Regions from separate parts of the Mus musculus genome. Here all the other regions are linked to region 1. A link is a loop called in an ENCODE intact Hi-C map of the cell type or tissue named here. Cell type or tissue: left cerebral cortex. All regions are shown on one strand. Links, peaks and the distances in the headings refer to the core of each region. The heading gives the core; the rest is flanking DNA.

The links. A loop is a pair of places that touch in the nucleus more often than their neighbours do. Peaks named below come from ENCODE experiments on the same cell type or tissue, not always from the same donor. Only the 100,000 strongest peaks of a DNase experiment are listed, where the experiment ranks them.
Region 2: a loop joins it to region 1, with 2.2 times the contacts of the local background. A loop is called at or near these places in 7 of 42 quality-filtered maps.
Region 3: it touches region 1 in a loop (2.0-fold over the local background); 6 of 42 quality-filtered maps call a loop at or near these places.

The regions. Positions count from the first base shown.
Region 1 is chr6:5,723,144-5,729,581 of GRCm38, reverse strand. Dync1i1 (dynein cytoplasmic 1 intermediate chain 1) reads right to left here and starts at 3,943. Exons shown (of 17, transcript NM_010063.4): 1 at 3,646-3,943. In left cerebral cortex, for the core only: a CTCF peak has its summit at 3,692; DNase peaks (open chromatin) are centred at 2,168, 2,658, 3,102 and 3,843; H3K4me3 peaks cover 2,535 bases; H3K27ac peaks cover 1,562 bases.
Region 2 is chr6:5,799,617-5,806,054 of GRCm38, reverse strand. Dync1i1 (dynein cytoplasmic 1 intermediate chain 1) reads right to left here. Exons shown (of 17, transcript NM_010063.4): 6 at 5,165-5,280. Among named protein-coding and RNA genes, the nearest start is that of Gm34527, 17 kb to the left of the region's middle. In left cerebral cortex, for the core only: a CTCF peak has its summit at 3,510 (motif pointing right); DNase peaks (open chromatin) are centred at 2,675, 2,813 and 3,499.
Region 3 is chr6:5,787,387-5,793,824 of GRCm38, reverse strand. All of the region lies in intron 5 of Dync1i1 (dynein cytoplasmic 1 intermediate chain 1), which reads right to left. Among named protein-coding and RNA genes, the nearest start is that of Gm34527, 29 kb to the left of the region's middle. In left cerebral cortex, for the core only: no CTCF peak of the experiment used is centred there; a DNase peak (open chromatin) is centred at 2,964.

The DNA.
Region 1 (6,438 bases), core at 926-5,925:
TCTTATACAGCAAAGCAAAGGAAGCTATCCCAGGATGTATGGGGGGAGGGGCTGAGGAACCCGAGGAATACTCAAGATATCAATCTGTCCATTGCTCCAGGAAAGTACCCAAACAGACAGACGGTTGCACGTTTTCTAGGCGATATAGATACTACATGTTTTTAATAAAAAGTACTTGTGGTCAAGGGAGCAGCAATTTACACGACTTTGAAATCTTCTCTTGGGGCATGGTATTCAGTGTTTTATTCTAAAGGGTAAATAAATGGAGTTTTGAGTTATGATGTCATCCACAGCTACCACTTGAGCGAGGAAAAAATATGGCTACACTTGTAGCTTTAGGGGTAATCTAGGAGAAGATGTCAGGGGGGGTTCTATGGTGAAAGTCGACCCTGCCCATTCCAACAAGGTGTGCTAAGCCACACATCCTAGACACAGAGATTAAAAAGATAAGTAATAGCAGAAAGCACAGAGGTAGCTTTCCTCAGCATCACCTACCTGGGAAGAAAACAAACAAGGGGATCCAGTGGCCTCCCAAGTTCCTCTTTAAGGTACTAACTGGTTTGTGTGGAGTTCGTGGCAGGAGCTATTTGTAACTGAGCAGTGGGCCTACAGTGTCATTGTCAGGCTGCAGGTCCTGTTCTAAGATGGTTTTCCAAAAGTCAGAACCCTGTGAAATCTCTTCCTAGGAGACAATTTTGCCTCCGATTGACTCCAGGATTTCGGCCTTTCTCTTCCCCTTATATAAGTTTTTTTTTGGGGGGGGGGGGGGTGGAGGTGGCTTTTAAATAGTTGGCATGCATTGTTTCAATAGTGTCTCTCTTTAAGAGCATCTACTGCTGGAATAGTTACAGTCCACTCTGTGTTATTCTTATCACAGAATAGTAACCAAAATGGATGAGTTCTGGATAAGCTGCCTGACCTGGTTAGACTCCTACTTCTACCAATTATTAACTATAATATATTTATATCGCTTTAACTCTGCTTCACGATTAAGTGGTGTCTACCTTGTAAAACCAATTTAAGGACAAAAACAATAACAACAACAGCAACAGCAGCAGCAGCAGCAACAACAACAACAGAATCTACAACCCAGTGTCTGAAATGAAAACAATCAGAATTGCTTCATAGTCTGGAAGTGTGGTTACAAGGAGAGGCCTGGCCTTCTACATCAAAGACCCCCGCTGGTTAACTTGAGTAAACTTTAGGGAGTGACTTGACATCACTATGACCTAATTCTTTAAAGGGATTATTAGCAATGCCTGTGTGTCATAAGTTTTCCTGTGAGATTATTATTATTATTTTAATTCTAGTGAGAGGATATTTAAAATGGGATTCGGGAAAAAGTGTTCAGCACATTGTAGCCACTGCTCCTGTCAGCTTTGGCTATAGTTAGTGAACACAATGTGAGGGGGAGAAAGCAGAAGGAGAAGATCATACTTAGCTTTCCATGGATGTCTTTGATCCCGTCATTTGATGCTTGTTTAAGTCACACACATACACACAAAACCAGTCTGTAAGGATAAAGGATAACGCCTGTGTTGTGACCAGCCTGTGACTAAAAGCTCAACCTTCATTCTGCACCATTGGCCTACATAGCTGTTTGAACATGCACAGAGTGTGTGAATTTCCTATGAACGCCTTGATCAACACTGGAATCAAGGGGAAAAGTTCAGTACACGTAGACGAGAGGACTATTATTTTTAGGAAAGACAAGTACGAGGGGAAATTTCACAGTACCTCCTCTTAAACAGACAGCATGCTAACAGAGAGTCACTTCTACCATCTAAAAAGCTTGCCAGAGAAGAAGCACAACAAACTCTTTAGTTTAGTGACTCTGCCCTATTCAATTTGTGTATCGAGTTTCTTCTCTCCTCTGCCTATAACCTCAACAATGATTCTCCATAAAGATGCAAGTAAGCATCTAATGGACAACCAACCAGTGGCATATATTCACTAGAAAAAGGGGTCAGACAGGCACTGGGCAGTAGACACGAAGCAGCCCTCTCTGTCTCAGGAAGCCAGTGAGCAAAAGGCTTCAGCATCCCAGAGATCTGGGCAGGTGCACAGATGACAGAAACCTGAAACAAGACAGACACGCACAAAATGTTCTGGGAGGAAAATAGTGCCCAACCCTGGGCAGGCTGGAAAGGGGTGCATTCGGCACTCCAGTATTGTGATGGATGGTTCTTAAAAGAGCATCTCCTAGCCACTGGCTCCCTGGATCTGAAGTCCTGAAGAGCTGGTACTAGTGAAGAGAGCACGGCCTTAGTGCTAGGACTGCCAGGTTTTGTTCCACTAAGAAGCATGGTTAGAACAGAATTAAATACGTTTCCCTATAGTGAACCTTTAGTAGCAAATTAGGCATTGCTAAAAACAACAACAACAACGGAGGAAGTATTACAGACATTCTCAAGAAGACCCGGAGGTGGGGGGTGGAGGGTGGGGGGTGAGGGGCAGCAGGGGATGCAAGATCCAGTTTGCACTGGATGTTCCCATTTCAAAGATGCCAATACTCTAACACTGATCAACGCATGCCCCCCATCCCCGTAACTTCCACAATGGCACAAACTATTCTGGGGAAGGTTAGTTATATCCATGCTATTATCCAAGACTATCTTGGACTGTCACTGGCATGCTGCACTGTCAGCTAAGCTTCCTGCTAGTCTGCAATGTCTGGAAGCAATTCCTTCACAACTTCAAACTGCATCAAGTCTGTAATGCTCATTCCAAACACAACTCCAGCAAGAAAATGGCTGGCTACTTGTTCCTGCCTTAGGTGTGGTTACAGTCCAGGAAAGCCGGTATATTTATTGGTTTTTGGTTTTTTTTTTTTTTTTTTTCTCCTTTCCTTGAGCCTCCGGTTTCCTAAGCGATACTTTCTCCTGGTTCTCAGTCTCCGGTTTACCGAGGTAGAAGTCATGAGGCACCCGCATACTCAGTTCCTTACCAGCTCTGCCAGGATCAGTGCTCTGGTGACGATTCAGAGCTTTACGTGGCCAGAGCAATTCTGGATGGGAGTGGGGGAAGGAAAACCGCGGAGGTGTTTACCAAAACACATCCCCAGCCACACTTTTTTTTTTTTAATCCAGCAGAGAAAGAAACTGGCATCTTGCATGAGTGTTTAATTAAAGCTCGGTTGGAAGTGCATTGGCCCCCTCCGACTTGGCGGGTAGCAACAGCATCCTAGAGCTTTGCAGACAGCTCAGAAATGTAATCAGACAGCATCCTTTCCCTCACTCTGTAGGTCTCCCTTTCTAGGGGCCATGAGCTGGTAGCCCACGGGGATGTGGACAGCACAGCTTCTGGCCTTTTGCTCCCGAGGAGAAATAAACAAGGTGAGGAACCTTGCCATGCGCCTCTCCCAGTGTACAAGGTGGGCTACAAGGTGATGACACCCTTGACCCGTCCTCCTCTGCCTGTACCTCTCCGCTCCTGGGGAGCTGCAGCCAGGGCTGCCTCTGGAGGGCTCCAGCTTGGGGCGCTTCAGTATGCAGGAGCACGGGGAAAGGGGCCCAGGCTGTGTGCCCAGCGGTGGCTGCAGCAGTCACTGCTGCCCTGCTGCTCCCCGGTGTCCTGCGGATGTAGCCGGGGGCTCGGGGCTCAGAGGTGGCTGCATATAGACATGACCTCCCACCCATGGGTTACCTGAATGCTGTACGCGGAGGCTCACTGGAGGTCGTGGAGGAGGCGCGGGAGGACGGAGAGCAGCGGGCCCGCGCCAGCAGGATGTGCTGTCTCACGCTGCGCGGCTAGGCTAGCGCTCCTCCCGGAGCGATCACTTCCTCTCTCCTGAGCCTGACACTGACAGCTCCCAACACCAGGGCTGCGGGGCTCGCCCCGCCCACGGCCCACGCCCTCCACACCCGCGCCTCCCGCGGGAGGGCCTCCGCACAGCGCAGCACCGCCTCGGGCCAGCCTGGCAAGGAGGAGGGAACCCGGGGACAGTCAGTCCTAGGCTGAAGGCAGCGCACACCTTAGTTACTGCCAAGGAGAGCTGTGAGTCTGCCAAGCTCCTGATGATTTTCTCCATGGGCAACTTTCACTCCCAGACAGAGAAACTTTAAGTCTTTAAAAAAGAAACAGACAAGCTTAGATCTATCCATTCTGTACAGGTACGGTTGAACATAGGCTTCCTCAGACATATACAAACAAATACACAAACAGTTAAACATACAAACCTATACATTATATCTCTATCTATCTATCTATCTATCTATCTATCTATCTATCTATCTATCTACACACACACACATATGTGTGTGAATATAAATCATATATACATAAATACATATTGATACATACACACATGTAGACATATACGAATAGATATACATAGGTACACCTATGTATGTACATATGTTATCTACAGTGTGTGTGTGTGTGTGTGTGTGTGTGTGTAGCTTGCTTCTCGTTGCTTTTCTGATGTCTTGGCTTTAGAAACAAAACAAAATACCTGAGAAACACTTTTGGACTTCCCCGAAGCTTACCATCCTAGCTGTCACAGCGCTGAGGGAGGGAGTTTAGGATGTATGGCAGCGTGGGATTGGCATCACTTTGTAGATGAGCTTTTCATTGTTTGCAGGAACACCCTGGTCATCACTGTGCAGATAAGAGAGTATATATGTGGGGGGCATCCCATAGATACCCAAATATTTGTGATTTTATCAGTTGGCCAATGTCACAGTAATTTCAAAATAAGATCCAATCATGAATACAGTGTCTTATCTATCATTGTTTCAGATTTGTTTTCTTGGATGGTCTTTTTGATCATAGAAATAGTTGACTTAAGGCTAAATGCTTCTAGGTTGAAGAGATTCAAGATATCCTAAGAAAGAAAGATAACATGAGTCAATATATGTTGTTGCCATGGACTGGAAATGCTCAATGCAGGTCAACTCTACATTAATTTTCTTTTAAAATTTTTTTACCTGATAGAGTAGACAAAATGTTATGAGCGCTGTGTGACGCTTACTCTTGGTTGTCAACCTGACTAAAGTTGAAATCAACTAATAGGCATCCCCTTGGGCACACCTGTTAGGCATTATTGTGATTAGGTTTTCTGAAAGGGAAGACCTACTGTAAATTTGGGAAACATTTTCCCAATTATTTCTTTCTAGTACTTTCCCATTATCCTCGCAAATGCATTTATATAGTTAACATCTTGTCCAGCTTACCTCACCCGTGGCTATGCTGCCATTCTTTGCAGACATCAGAAGCCAGCTTCACCAGCCTTCCTGAGTGAGCTGAAGACCAGAGGCTTTGCAGGAACTCCCTAGGCCTTTGCACTGGACTAGGATTGCAGAAATATCCATCCCCTTAACTGGTCAGGACTGGTGTGGTGGTTTGAATATGTTTGGGCAGGGAGTGGCACTGTTAGGAGGTGTGGCCTTGTTGGAGTAGGTGCAGCCTTGTTAGAGCAAGTGTGTCACTGTAGGGGTGGGCTTTAAGACTCTTCTCTTAGCTGGCTGGAAGCCATTCTTCTCCTAACTACATTCGAATCAAGATGTAGAACTCTCAGCTCCTCCTGCACCACCCCTTCCTGGATGCTGCTACACTTCCTGCCATGATGATAATGGACTGAACCTCTGAACCTATAAGCCAGTCCCAATTAAATGTTTTCCTTTGTAAGAGCTGCCATGGTCATGGTGTCTGTTCACAGCAGTAAAACCCTAACTAAGACAAGTGGGTTCTTGTTTTCTCTAGTATGAAGATAGCTATTGTTTGACAACCTACATTGTATCATTTGAGTTGATCTAATAATCTTCTTTTAATACATATCCAATATCCATTTACTCAACTATGTCCCTCTATATAACCCTGAAAACCATAGTCTACAAAAGGACCTTGAGTCTCCGAGCATTTACAAAGCACCAGAGCTCCTGAACAGCCTAGCTGAGATTTAAATTACATTTACCTTAGTACTCAGCTCACCTGGGAAGCCAAATTTCTGTCTTTACAACACAAAAGTGTCCAGTGCCTACTACTTTCAAACCATTGCGGTAGTCATGTCACATGATCCAAAACCTAGGAAACTACAGTCTTTATTCTCAAAGATATGAGGGAGGAGAAAGGAAATATAATTAAGAACAACTGTGACTGTGGATGTTTGAATAGAGAGCTATTGTAAAAGTAGAAATGAAGAAGGGTGGCATTGCTACACATAAAATTCCAAAGCAGAGAAAAGCCGAAATGCACACAGCAAACAGTAAGTAGGCCATTGTGTTTGAGAGTGACAAATTCATGAAGAGTATAACTGGGCCCTAACAGAGGCTGAAATTGTGTACTGGTGACCCACTAAAGGCATTTGAGTGGAAAACAAAACAAAACAGCCCCCAAACCGAGATGAGTCACCTGGAAGCATCCATAGGATGGAGATTGGATCTACAAGAAAAGGGAGAAAAGACCACTTGGAAGTTCAGTACAGGATTCCATGCTTTT
Region 2 (6,438 bases), core at 907-5,906, 76 kb before region 1:
GGGGCTTCCCTGTGTCAGGGAGGTCTTCTCACTATGGTCCTTCTCCCTAGTGATGCTGGACTGAAGCTCACATGTTTATTCTGGCTCTCAGATTTTGAACTTATAAAAGGATGGATCCTAGAAGACCAGGGCTGTCCAATATAAGAGCACTGACCCTGTGCCACAACTCAGCCTTGGAGTATTAGCTGTGCAACCGAGGCACTTGTACTTTTAGCTCACTAAAACTAATTTGGGTTTAACTTTTAAAATGGGCATTAGATTCTGTTATTGGAAAAAGTCTGAACATGTCTGGAAAACAGTGGCACATGGGTCTCCTTTTTTGATCATAAAGTTAATGAAATCGAGCAATAAGTATTTCTTAATGTGTAAGAGAGAGGGCAGAGAGGGAGGGAGGGGAGAGAGAGAGAGAGAGAGAAGAAGAAGAAGAAGAAGAAGAAGAAGAAGAAGAAGAAGAAGAAGAAGAAGAAGAAGAAGAAGAAGAAGAAGTAGTAGTTGTTGTTGTTGAAGTTGGGTATGCTGCCAGGATAGAATAGAAAGCACCATTTGAAGGCTGAGTTTATGTACAAAAGAAGAAGAATGGTGTTTCATTGATAATTTCACATTGATTACATTTTGAAATTTGAGTATCTTGAAATGATGGAGTTAACCAAAATATATTATTAAAATTATCAGTGGCACCTTATGATTTCATTGGACAACTTTAGACCAGACTATTTGACTTTCCAGACAACCACTATTTGTTTGTAGCTTCTGTGGTGACTATACCTTGGAGATCATGGAAAGTTAAGGTCGAAATCTTTTCCTAGCAAGAGCATATTTTGGGGAGTGTACAAAGGTGAACCTACTGTCTTCCCTAGCTACCTCCCTGCATACCCATTTCCAAGGTCCTCTACAGACATCTCTGCACAGTGAAGCCTTCAGGTTGTTATGCTTTGCTCTGGGCCAACCCAGGCTGCCCTTGTAATTCTGTTCTTCAGTTTTGACAGCACACTCATGGGCAGCTAATCCCTATGCTCATCTGAGAACATAAACAGGAGCCTGGCTGAAACATTAAAGTCCCCTGAAAAGAAGAATCTTACCTCTATAGTGTGTCCATCAAAGCCTCTAAAAACCAGTGCCATTTCACTAGGATGGCCTCCCTCCCTCCAGAAAATGCAAGGATTACTAGTTCCTGTTGCATCAGGCTCCAATACATAGGATGCTTCTAGCTCCTCAGCACATCTGGTGGGTGTGTCTTTTAACCAGGCATAGTGTGAGGCACAAAGTGGGGAAAGGCCACACACCCTGATCACAGGGACATCACACACACCCTGCTCACAGGGACATTACAGCCTAGGAGAGGCATGTGAAGAATCAATACCCAATAATAAAGAGTAACCAGGCATTAACAATGGTTAGAAGCTGACCCAGGGGCACACTCCTGACAGAAGGCCCGTGGAGGTGGTGGCATCTCAAAAATGGGCAAACAGCATAAACACATGCTTAGAAGCACAAGCCTTCAGGAGTGCTTGAAAAAGTCCAGAAGTCTTCGCTTTCCTTGGAAGTAAGAAGTCAGAGATAGGAAGGAGTGAAGGCATCACGTGGACAAGACAAAACCCAAGGGCCCACTTATCAGATCCCATGAAGAGGAAGTACAGAGAACCTTCAGAACTAGCAACAGGATGCAGAAGCATCTTCCTTTGTCCAGTTCAGCTGACTTCCGCCCAGCACATTAAAATATTATCACTGCCCAGTGGCCGTGCAAAACAACAGCAGTGGGGAAGAGTCAGTCAGCCATGCACGGTGCCTGTTGCTCACCAGCCTTTAACTCATCCTAACAAATACACTCAGCATTGGTTTCTGACCTCAGGACCTCATGGACAGCCAGGGAAATAATAATATGCAAAGCAGAGGCAATTTGGCAGAGAAATCATATAATACATACATACATATATATATATATATATATGTATATATATGTATATATATATATATATATATATTCATATTCTTTCCTTACTTGAAAATAAAAAGCATATGTTTAAAGCATTTCAGGGTAGACATAGCCTGCTCCTGATCAGAGTTCTCCACTCTCAATCTTTCCCTGTGACTGGTTAGGTCATTACCTATCCAGACTAGGATGGCTTAAGCTACTTGAAAGCATTGTATTGATGGAGACTCGGTTCCTAAATCTTCCTAGTTGAAATCATCTTGGGGTATTTCTCACAGCGGATCATTATGTGACTAGCTAATGCACTACGAGGAAAATGCTCATTATAGTAGAGAAAGAAGGAGGCTTAGGCTCTGGCAAATCCCGACTCCTTCCCCTGTGCTTGTTTAAGTACAATATGTTTTGTGCAGCGGGGTGAACGCACTAGCATTCCAGTCAAGGCAGAGCATATCAGTGCTCTGAAGGTGCTACTTTGAGCTACATTAATTTTCAGTCTTCAAACAATGTAAAAAAAAAACCCAGCCTTTATAAATTATGGCTAACAAAGAACTCATATGGGATTTAGATGCACAACAGTTGGCAAACATTAACCATCCAAGAGCCTTACTGTGCTGTCAAATTCAGTAGTCACCCTGCAAGGCTGTCCTTGTCATCACAACATTGTTCTGGCACCAACACTAAATTGGGCACCAACCCAAGTCTCCCATTTGGAAGGACCTCACAGCGGACTGTCCCACTGCTGACGCTTGTGCTCGCCTTTGTTGTCACTCACCTCGTAGGTGAAAGGTACACAAGCCCTGGGCACCCTCAACAGCCAGGCAGCCAAAGGTCAAGGGTTCAAGATCTGGGGTGAGTTGACAATAAAGAAGGTTTTCTCATCTACACTTGCTGAGTGTTACTGTACGCCCACGAGCTCCCGGAGGCTCTGGGAGCTGGCTTTGGGTTCAGCTCTGTATTGTGGAATGTGAACCATCACCACAAGAAAGCTCTATGGATCTTGTTAAGAAAACAGAAAGAAGTTCTGCCAATTGCTAAGAAATAAATTCCTCCTTTCCTGCTGCTTGGACCCAGCATAATGAGGGCTCCCAACCTCTCCCTGCAATAATAAAATGAACTCTCCGGGTCTCCCTTTTGATGTATTCCACGTTAGAAGTCTACAGTTGATGCCTTTTCATCCTTAATTTATCTCTCCCTGTAAACATTTCTGTACCGTTTCCAACGTCTTAAGCATACACATTCTTAAAAATAATTCACTCCTCCTATTTCACATGCATCACTTTATGTTTCGGGTCAGAGTTGAGGCTAAACAAACACACCTCTGGCTACAGTTCTGCAAATGCCTCTGGCAGCAAATTAACTCAAACAAATGTTTTGGCTGGGTAGTGAGGTTGCCTCTTAATGATCCCCCCCTTCCACACTCCCACCCCCCACCCCCCACCCCCGATTCGCTTTTGTCTGGAGGCCCAAGGACAGGGCTCCTGAAGTGTTTTCTAGCAGGGCCTTTCCTGTCAAGTTAATACACAGGTCTTCATTTGGTGGTTAGTTTGTTTAAAGTTTCACCACTAGAGGGTGCTACTTGTTTGCATCTAAAATTTGCTATTTCCTCACAGGGCCTCATAGGCTCTACAAACTTCCATTACTAAGTGAAGCTCTCCAGAAGATATGCAGGAAGCCTGAACTTCAAGGAACAAGATTTCACTTCACTTTTAAGATTATGTGTTGGACAATGCAAATGGAAAATCTCTGTCGTTGGCATAAACCGAGCTGTCCTGGTTTATGACTGTTACAGACGGAGTATGAAATGCTAATGATTTCATTATCTAGGATTTTGCTCAGTATTTACTATACAGTATCTTAACATCCAATTCCCAACCCCAGTGACACATGAAGTAAAAAGGCCATGTGCTTTGCTCTATGAGTGATCTCACTTTCTAACAATGGAACCACACCTACCCAATTGTGCTCTGATCTCTCTGATTTTTATAAAATCTTATTTCAGTGTGACACTCCTCCTTCTTTGTATGTTTGTTTATCACAGTATTGAGAACTGCCCCAGGGTTCCATGCATGCTAGATAGGCAGTCTGCCACTGAGATACGTCTCTGTCCCTCAGCATAGTTTACATCCAAGAACCATTAAGACTTACCGGCTTTAAGTTTTCTTATTGTTGTCTATGTTAGTTCCTTGTTCAGTTACTATGATAAAAAAATGCCTGATGAGACTGTTGAAGGAAGAGTGTATCTGGATTTGCAGTTGGACAACACAGTCCGTCATGGCAGAGGGGCAGTGGGAGCGGGGTCTTGAGGCAGCTGGCACAAGCAGGCAAGTGTGTGAGTGCCGGGTAGCTTTCTAAGATGGCTTTCAGGTGGCTTTCACCTTTTAACTCAGCCCAAGACCTCAGTCCAAGTAATGGTAAGTCTAGAATATATAGCAGGTCTTCCAACCTCAGGTAAATAAATCTACAACCCCCTCAGACACACCCAAAGGCTCATGTCCATCACACTTCTAATTCCAGCAAGGTAAATGTGATTAACCATCACATTGACTTTTAATGATTCTCTGAGATTTATGTACAGATTTTCCACTTGATATTTTCTGGTATGTATAGAAGAGGTATGCAATTGCATCCTCACTCATTGGCATATGGAGAATATTGCTAACCTGTGTGCTCTTATGTGAACTGCTCAGAAAATCAGGGTGCAGGAAAGGTTTCCTATAAAGGATTGGGTCCAAAATTTAGGCTTTGTGGGCCAGCTAAGGTCTCGTCCATGTCTATTCAACCAGGCCATTATAGCATGAATATTAGCCATAGGTGTATTATCTGGAACATCTGTGCCCAATAATATTCTGTTTTTAGGAAGAGGTGGTGGGCTGTAGTTTGGTGCTCCTACAAATGATGAAGTTATTTTTAATTTCTTTATTTTTATTTATATGTATGTGTGTCTGTCTGTGTGTACCATGAAAGTGTCTATTCACTACTTTTATAGTTTCCACTGTCCAGAGATAAGCACAGAAACTTGACAGGACGGTTAGACACTTGAAAGTCCATGGACCTTTGGAGGAATTCGAAGGAATTCCCTCAGCAGAGCCTTCTAACTGAGAGCCAGTGGCATCTTTGCCTTTCAGGATGTCCCTCAGGTTATATCCTATGAAGACCTCAGGAACTTGAGGTCACCGCTATTCCCTGGCAGTTTCTGCAGACAGAGCACGTAAAGAAAGCAAAGTCATTGTTTACCTTCAGACTGATGTGTTGCAAGAGGAGTCTGTGTCTCCTTGGAGTAGGATACTACTTCCCTAGGCAGGAAATCCACCTGGGTCACCTTTGACACGCCCAGCTTGTGCAGTCGTCTCCTGTAAGTAGCAGAGGGCAAATGCTTAGGAAGGCAATAGGTTTATTTCAAAAGACCTGTCAGTTCAGAAAACACAAAAAGAAACAAACCAAGATGTCCTCAGCTTCTCAGGGCAGTGTCAGGCTCAGGGCCCTGGTGTGGAACCATGGCCCTGATTGGATGTGTGATGTCATGTAAGCCTCTGTCAATGGCCCTTCCGTTTTCCCATCTGTAAAGTCTTGTTCGGACTCAGGTGAGACTTGTCTCTGGGCATCTCTGGTGATGCTCGGGTAGGATGCATAGAGGAACTTTCATTTGCAATAAAATTCTAATTTCTTAGTGTGGGAGAGTTTTTAAGTTTAAGTAAAAGAGAATTCCACCATGCCATACATGCCATAACACACTGTTTATGAAGTCAGCAACAGTGAGAGTCCTATTCTGGGCAGAATGCAACAGATTTCATTGATCCAGGAGAATAATCAATGAATGAATGAGTGTGTGTGTAAGGTGCACTAAGATAGCACAAATGAATGTAAGAATCACTGGGCGCAGACTAGTAAAACCTCATTACAATAGCCCCAAGCTATGATCACCCATGTAAGTAATCATATCTGAATATTTATGTAATGCTGCAGATGCTTCCAGATGTCTGTACACCCACTATGGCATCTGTCTCATGACATCTCGGTGAAGAGTGGAATGCCATCTTCTCTACTTTATCTAGGAAAAGATTCAGCTCCAGGGCTCAAATGCATACAATTTACAACTGGTGGAACCCGGGTTAAAACACTATTGACCCCACAACCCCATATGCTATTATTGACTTGAATCCTGGTACAATGCCTCCTCTAAGGCAAATTTCTACCTAAGCTTCTTAATGGCAACTGTGAGTCACTCCAAAACCCTGGTCCTCCTGAGTTATTCAGAAAACAGCCACCCATAGAGGCACCTCTGTCTATGGGAACACGCAGAGCGGCCCTGGCCTTGCTCTCTCTGTGTGTGCATCTTGCACAGCCACTCTGCCCTCTATGGTTCAGCCTCCCCATCTGGGAACAAATATGATGGTATCTCTGCTGGCATTCTTATTGGCAATGCACAGGCACCATGAATATGCTATTCATAAACCACATATATGTTATATACATGCATGCATACAACTTTCAGACATATATATCTTAGA
Region 3 (6,438 bases), core at 971-5,970, 64 kb before region 1:
GCAGTATTTAAATCATATTAACATAACCAATATAGGAAATACAAAATCAGGAGCCAGATGTCAGGTGTAGGAAATGACCTCATCTTAGAAGCCGAGTGTGGAGAAAGAGGAGAAAAGAAAAGATCCCCAAGCAAAGTTGAAGGTTCAAGAATGGAATAGAAAATGAAACAGGGCAACAAGGCAAGGTTGGAGACTTGGTCAAAAGTGATGAGAATGGGACTCTAAAAACCAACAGAGGCTACATTAATAGCTAATGTTGCGTGGAAGGTGAAGATGGGAAGGAATGGGCTAGTGACATTTCAAGGCATCATGGTTTGTAGGAAGAGAAATGAATGGTATAACTGCAAAGACAGAGGAGTTGAAGAAGAGTTTTCTAGGTGTAAGACTTGAGCTAAGAGAAGACAAAGGTGAAAATGTAGCCCTTGACAGTCATCAACACAAGGTCACACAAGAAGATGCCACAACCATAGAAAAACAGATCATGGACCATAAAAGGTTTAAAAGAAAAACAATGAAAATAGTGCAATGAAACATGTATATTTGCTGGCATGCCATCGAGAATGTTTGTCTAGGAGGAAATTAACCCCAATTGTAACCTCTGTCTTATATTAATATCATGAAGGTGCATCAGCTATGCCGAGAAAGTCCTTAGCATCTTATGGATGTCACGTAATGTTTAAACAGCAAACACTACAAGTTCTGCTGCTTCTGCTGTAAGAGTTTACTTTAAAATTAATCAGTATTTTTTTTTACTAAAATAACTTCCTTCTGTGCTTCTGATATTCATAATCTATAATCTAAAAGAATAAAAATATGGGTCATCTAAAAAATAACAACATCAAAGAAGACACAGAGTTGAGTGGGTAGAGAGGTCGGGTGGATCTGGGAGGAGTTGGAGGTGAATGCAATCAAAATATATTATATGAAATTCTAAAAATTTAATTATTATTTTTAAATGACAAATAATTCATTTTTTTTCTTAAATACTGTGCTCTGGTAACAGTGGGTAGCAAGCTGTAACATCTTATGTGTAGATTTCCAGAGCTGGCGATAGGCTATTCCTCTGGGAGAGATGAGAACAGAAGACAGGGCACCATACCCAGAGAGTAACTGGCTCTGTGGTCGTCTTGCCACACACATAAGGATCATCTGTGCTCAGGGGAGTGCCATGTTCCTCCAAGAGAAACAGCATGAGAGTTGGCCTTATCACATCATATACAAGGATGGATTTCCATCCTTCCTATTTGCATTATAAATCATTTTGCGAAGTATTTGTTGCATTTCCACCGTATCTGCTTCTAGCTGTGCAGAGATATTAGTTTGGCTTCTGACCCATTTTTTCCTGAAAAGAAGCAAATGTCAACACTGGCTTAATGAATGGCCGTAGCCCAAAGATTTGCTTCAGATTTTGCAACTCAAGCAAACTTGGAAGACTTCGGAGTTAGACGTGAGTTAAACCATCACAGCCACGCTGGTGGAGGCTCTGCCCTCGAGCATGAGAAGTGGGAAATGCGGGGACAGTAATGATAGTGACTTGTGTTCTTTCCATATATAGATATGATATAAAGTATATTCAGGAATGACCTTTTATTTTCTTGATGACTTTGAGTAAATTTCATACCATCTGTAATATGAAGCTGTGTCATTAGAGCCTTCCAAGTAAGGCACTGAATTTCTCAGTGAGAGTGCACTTTCTCCCCCAAATGGATTCCATTTTCCTGAACCTGAAGGCAATAGGAACACTGCCCTTTTGAAGATGAACTGTTACTGCAGAACAAAAAATTAAAATAGCTTCCTGAAGATTCTTGAGTCATAAAATGAAGGCTAACAAACGTGAGCTTCTTGAGAAATGTTTGGGGGCAAATAACGATCATTATAAGAGGCAAGGAGAGTACTTCCTCCCTCTCTTGCAGCAAAGTTTTGATCAGCGCCTTTAAAGCCATATCATGAACCCTTTTGATGAGTCAATATCCATCCATACAGTTTAGATTCTTGAGTGCATTTTACTAGTTATTTTGATATGCATGTATGTGTGTTTTAAGATGCTTGTATTCCATTTTTTGTAGAAAGTACAATTGTAATTAAATGTTATTGAAGTCACAGATGTTTTCAGTTTGCTTGGGAGCTCAACCTACATGATACATAAGAAAATACCGGGTATGGTGTGATGATTTCAATAGAAAAGTCCCCCACAATGCGTTTGAATATTTTGTACAAAGGAGTGGCACTATTAGGAGGTGTGGCCTTGTTGGAGTAGGTGTGGTCTTGTAATGTAAATGTGGAGGAAGTGTGTTACTAGAAGGTAGGCTTTGAGATCTCAGAAGCTCAATACAGTTCACATCCCACTGTGGGCTGATCCAGATGTAGAACTCTCAGCTCCTTCTCCAGCACCACGTCTGCCTGCACATTGCCATACTTCTCAACATGATGATGGATTAAACTTCAGAAACTGCAAGCTGGGCCCAGTTCAATGTTTGCTTTTGTAAGCATTGCTGGGCCATGGTGTCTCTTCACAGCAATAGAAACCCTATGACATACAGTTGCATGGAAACATTGGAAACTATTTCAAGGCAGAGAGATCTAAGCAACACACAGAAGACTATTCGGCAGGACTGGGGATTGAGCTCTGAGGCAGAGCACTTGCCTAACACATATGCAGCCTGCCAGGTGTGACTGTCTGAGTTTGATACAAATTAGAAAAGGCCAATAATATGTGCTGAATAGGTCAAACTGAAGTTCGTCTTCTTTTAAATCAAAGCCTGGAACAAGTTTTTAGTTCCTCCTTAAGAAGGGGAGACCACATTCTTATTGAGACCCTTTCCCCAACTCTGCCTTTTCTTCCTCATGCTGGAGCACACTATCTACAGTCCGATCTGCAGAGGAGGCTGACACCACATAAGACCTGGCTATTGAGCTCAACAATTTGGAGCTAATTTTTGCTTATGGTGTAAGACCTTTCCCTCCCTATTCAGACTCACTCTGTTTCCATAGCAAGGGAGCTGGTTTCCCTGGAGACTGAACATCTAGTGCGGACACTTGCTCTTAAGCTCGTTTCTAAAGGCAACGTGTGCAGTGTGCTCTCTCTCCAAACTGTCCAGGCAACCACGCCCTCGTCAGTTCACTCGTTTGCTTTCCTGTGTGTGTGATGGCTGTTGCTGTGCTCAGGAGGAAACTTTATCTGCTCCCTATGTCATTTTATTCCTCCCACCATTTTTACTCTGCTTACTCTATTACAGTTGTAGTCTAAAAAAGAAGAGTTTTTAGTATATCAGCAAATATTGGCTATTGGCCTGGTTAAAACAAACAAACAGACTAAGCTCCTCTCTTTCTCTCTCTCTCTCTCTCTCTCTCTCTCTCTCTCTCTCTCATTATCTTGAAGGATTTTTTCTTTCTTTCAGTGATCACCTTTTAGATTTCTCTCTGTTGCTAGTTGATATGTGGATCACATAGCTAACAGGCAAATCTGGCACCAAGGGCAAACCATTTCTGCTTTGGTCCAAGATGGAGTTGTATGCCCAGGTATACCATTCTAGCTGAAATAATGACCAGCAGCTGTCTGAATAAAAAAAAAAAAAAAAAAAAACGTATAAGACAACAAGAAATAACAGAGATGCATGAAACAGGGGAAACACCAAGATAAGCCCCACAATTGTCCCAGTCTGTGGTCCCCATAGCACTTCCAGGCTATGGTATAGAAGCAAGGCCAGGTGGCATGCAGTATATGTGCTAGGCAGAAGAGGAAGACTCCAGGGGGACTCAGGCAATTAGACTTCACAGTCACCCACAGTCTATATCAGAAGACCACCAAGACCAAGGGAAGAGTGACCTGATTCTTGGATGATTGCTGACAGTTCTGGGTTTTCTCTGAGGACAAAAATATCTTCTCTGCTTCTGTCAGACTGCTAAGATGCCATGCAAGGCTAGATGCGTACAGGAGAACACCATACACATTATGCCTTGTTAGTAAGAACTACATGGCCAAGGGCTGCAAGAGCTCCTCTGAGCACAGTGACCTGTGCTGTAGTGCAGCAAAGCCAAGAGCAAAGTGGAAGGATCACAAGATGTAGGTCAACAACCACGTGGAGAGAGCCAAGGAGTGAACGGTGAAGCTGGGGTTCACTGGGGCAGTTTGAAGGGGAGATTACAGTATCTATGCTCTATGTTGTCTTTTGGACAGAGCTTGAGGCCAGAGTTGTCACTAGATGTTCATTCACTCTTTGGGGAAATGGATGGAGTCTATGGAAGGGAAGTGAGGCTGGGTAAGGAAGAAAAGATGCTGAATCAAAAAAAAAAAAAAAAAAAAAAAAAAGCTCCCAAAAAAATAAGTAACCCAAAAGTAAGACCTAAAAAAACAAAGCTGCTTTTAAGTAAGCAGGTGTTTTAAAAACTATTTATTGAACAAAAATTTCATAATCTAAACAGAGCAAAGATATTAGAAATAAATTGATTTAAATGAAAAAAGAACTTAGTGTGTGTTAGAGTGTGTGCCTGTATGTGTGTGCGCGTGTGCCTGAGTGTACAGCTCTGCACTATTTATATTCATGAGCTCATAGATGTCAGAAGAGGGCATCAGATCCCATAGGACTGTAGTTACAAATGGTTGGGGGCCACCATGTGGGTGCTGGAAACTGACCTGGGTGCTCTTAACCATTAAACATTCTCTTCAGTCCTCTAAATATGTTTATATTAAATCTTAATGATTTCAGGAATACAAATATAATCAATTCTCACAAAAGTAATACTCAGAGATTCTGATAGCAATAAAATAAAAGCAAACCAAAAAACCCTAAACCAAAGACATACCTGACCTGAAGGAAACCCACAGGCAGTGGTAAGGCAGGAGGCTCAGTTCCCTCCCTCTCCCTACAGAGACCTCTGATAAGCAGATTAGCCACCACCCTCTGAGAAAATACAGGAATGAGTGACAGTCTCTACACTGGAGAACTGAAAATAAGCCCACTTCAAAATCAGTGTGTTAGAAACTGTGACACAGCCTCACGTAAACCTTTCTCTGCCATCAGAAAGCAAACCTCAGCTGAGGTTCTCCTAGGGGACTAAAGGGTTTGGGCCACTGTGGCCACAGAGGGAGGAAAAGCAGCTTTAAACCAAGTACTCAGATCTCTTCCTCTATCTTTGTCCTGGCTCAGCAGAGAGCAACAGGCCATAAAGATGAATCCCTGCCTTTACCTGGGAAGGAGAAGATTGGACATCAAATATCTGACCTTTTTAGCTGCTGCCCGAGAGTCTGGCTTTTAACTTCCTTGTATCCAAAGGCTAACAGAAAGACAAGTCAGTATTCTGGAAGTATGGACCCACTCCAGGCTTTCCACAACGACCTTTCTTCTAATGATATAAATAAGACTTGGTCTTCTAACCGGAAGTAAATAAATTCTGCAATAAGCATTGCTCTTCCAGCTATTTGGAAATCTAACTCTAAGCTGTCTATTCTGGGAGCTGGAGGGCTAGACAATCATTTCCTAGTACTGAGGTCTACAGAGAACAAAATGGGGATTCTGAGCCGCTCTGGGGGCCTCACACTGACTCTAGCTCTCTTGCTTTAGCAGGAAGGCCTAGTTCATTCACAGAAAGAGCCATACTGCATGCTTCCTTTCATGCCTTTTCCAGCTGCTGCTGGTGAAGGGCTCACTGGTTTCTTGGGTCTGATAGATAGGAAATGCTAGTCCCTGGAATGGAATGAATGTGTGGATATTTCCTGTGTGAACCAACTCCACAGCTGAAGTCAGCAATCAAGTCTGTTCTCTAGGATCGTTCTAGAAGAGTCAGGTCCCCATCTAGCCCCCCACGTCTGTTTGCTATCACAGAGACTGGCCTCTACCTTGCCTGTGTCTGAAAGCTGTTGGGGGCTGACTTCACTCAGCTCCTGTAGACTGCAGAGGATAATGAAGATACTTAAAAGTGAATGCCATTTAAACAAGCAGAAAGTAATCTACCACAGAGTCTTTTCTTAGCGTCTGGTAGAGCTAGTGGGTATTAGATGCCAGTGCCTAGATTTATCTTACAGACAGAAGGGCTCACACCACATGTCAAGCAACCCAACTTCTCCAGCTGCCCTGGGAAGCACTGGTTCCCATCTCACTTGTGTCAGGGTGCACGTGGGACTTAGTGTTTTCTAGCCTCCAGGGAACCACAAAGGAAAATAGATGTCTGCCTGTATAACCACTGAGGTCTTGGAGTACCCAGGATCCCTAGGTGAGGTGATGAGAGAACATCTCCTCTCAGGGAAAATCTGAGGGGAATCTCAAGAAGTGCTGCTTTGCCTAATGTGCCAAAACCAGTGAGCTAAGGGAAATGGAGAGAGAAGGAAATACATTTTCCACAAAAGAACAACCCGAATCTGCAGAAGCAACACCACTGACATGGAGACATATGTCTTACTCAGTGGAGGATTGAAAATGTCAGTCATGGAGATGACAACGA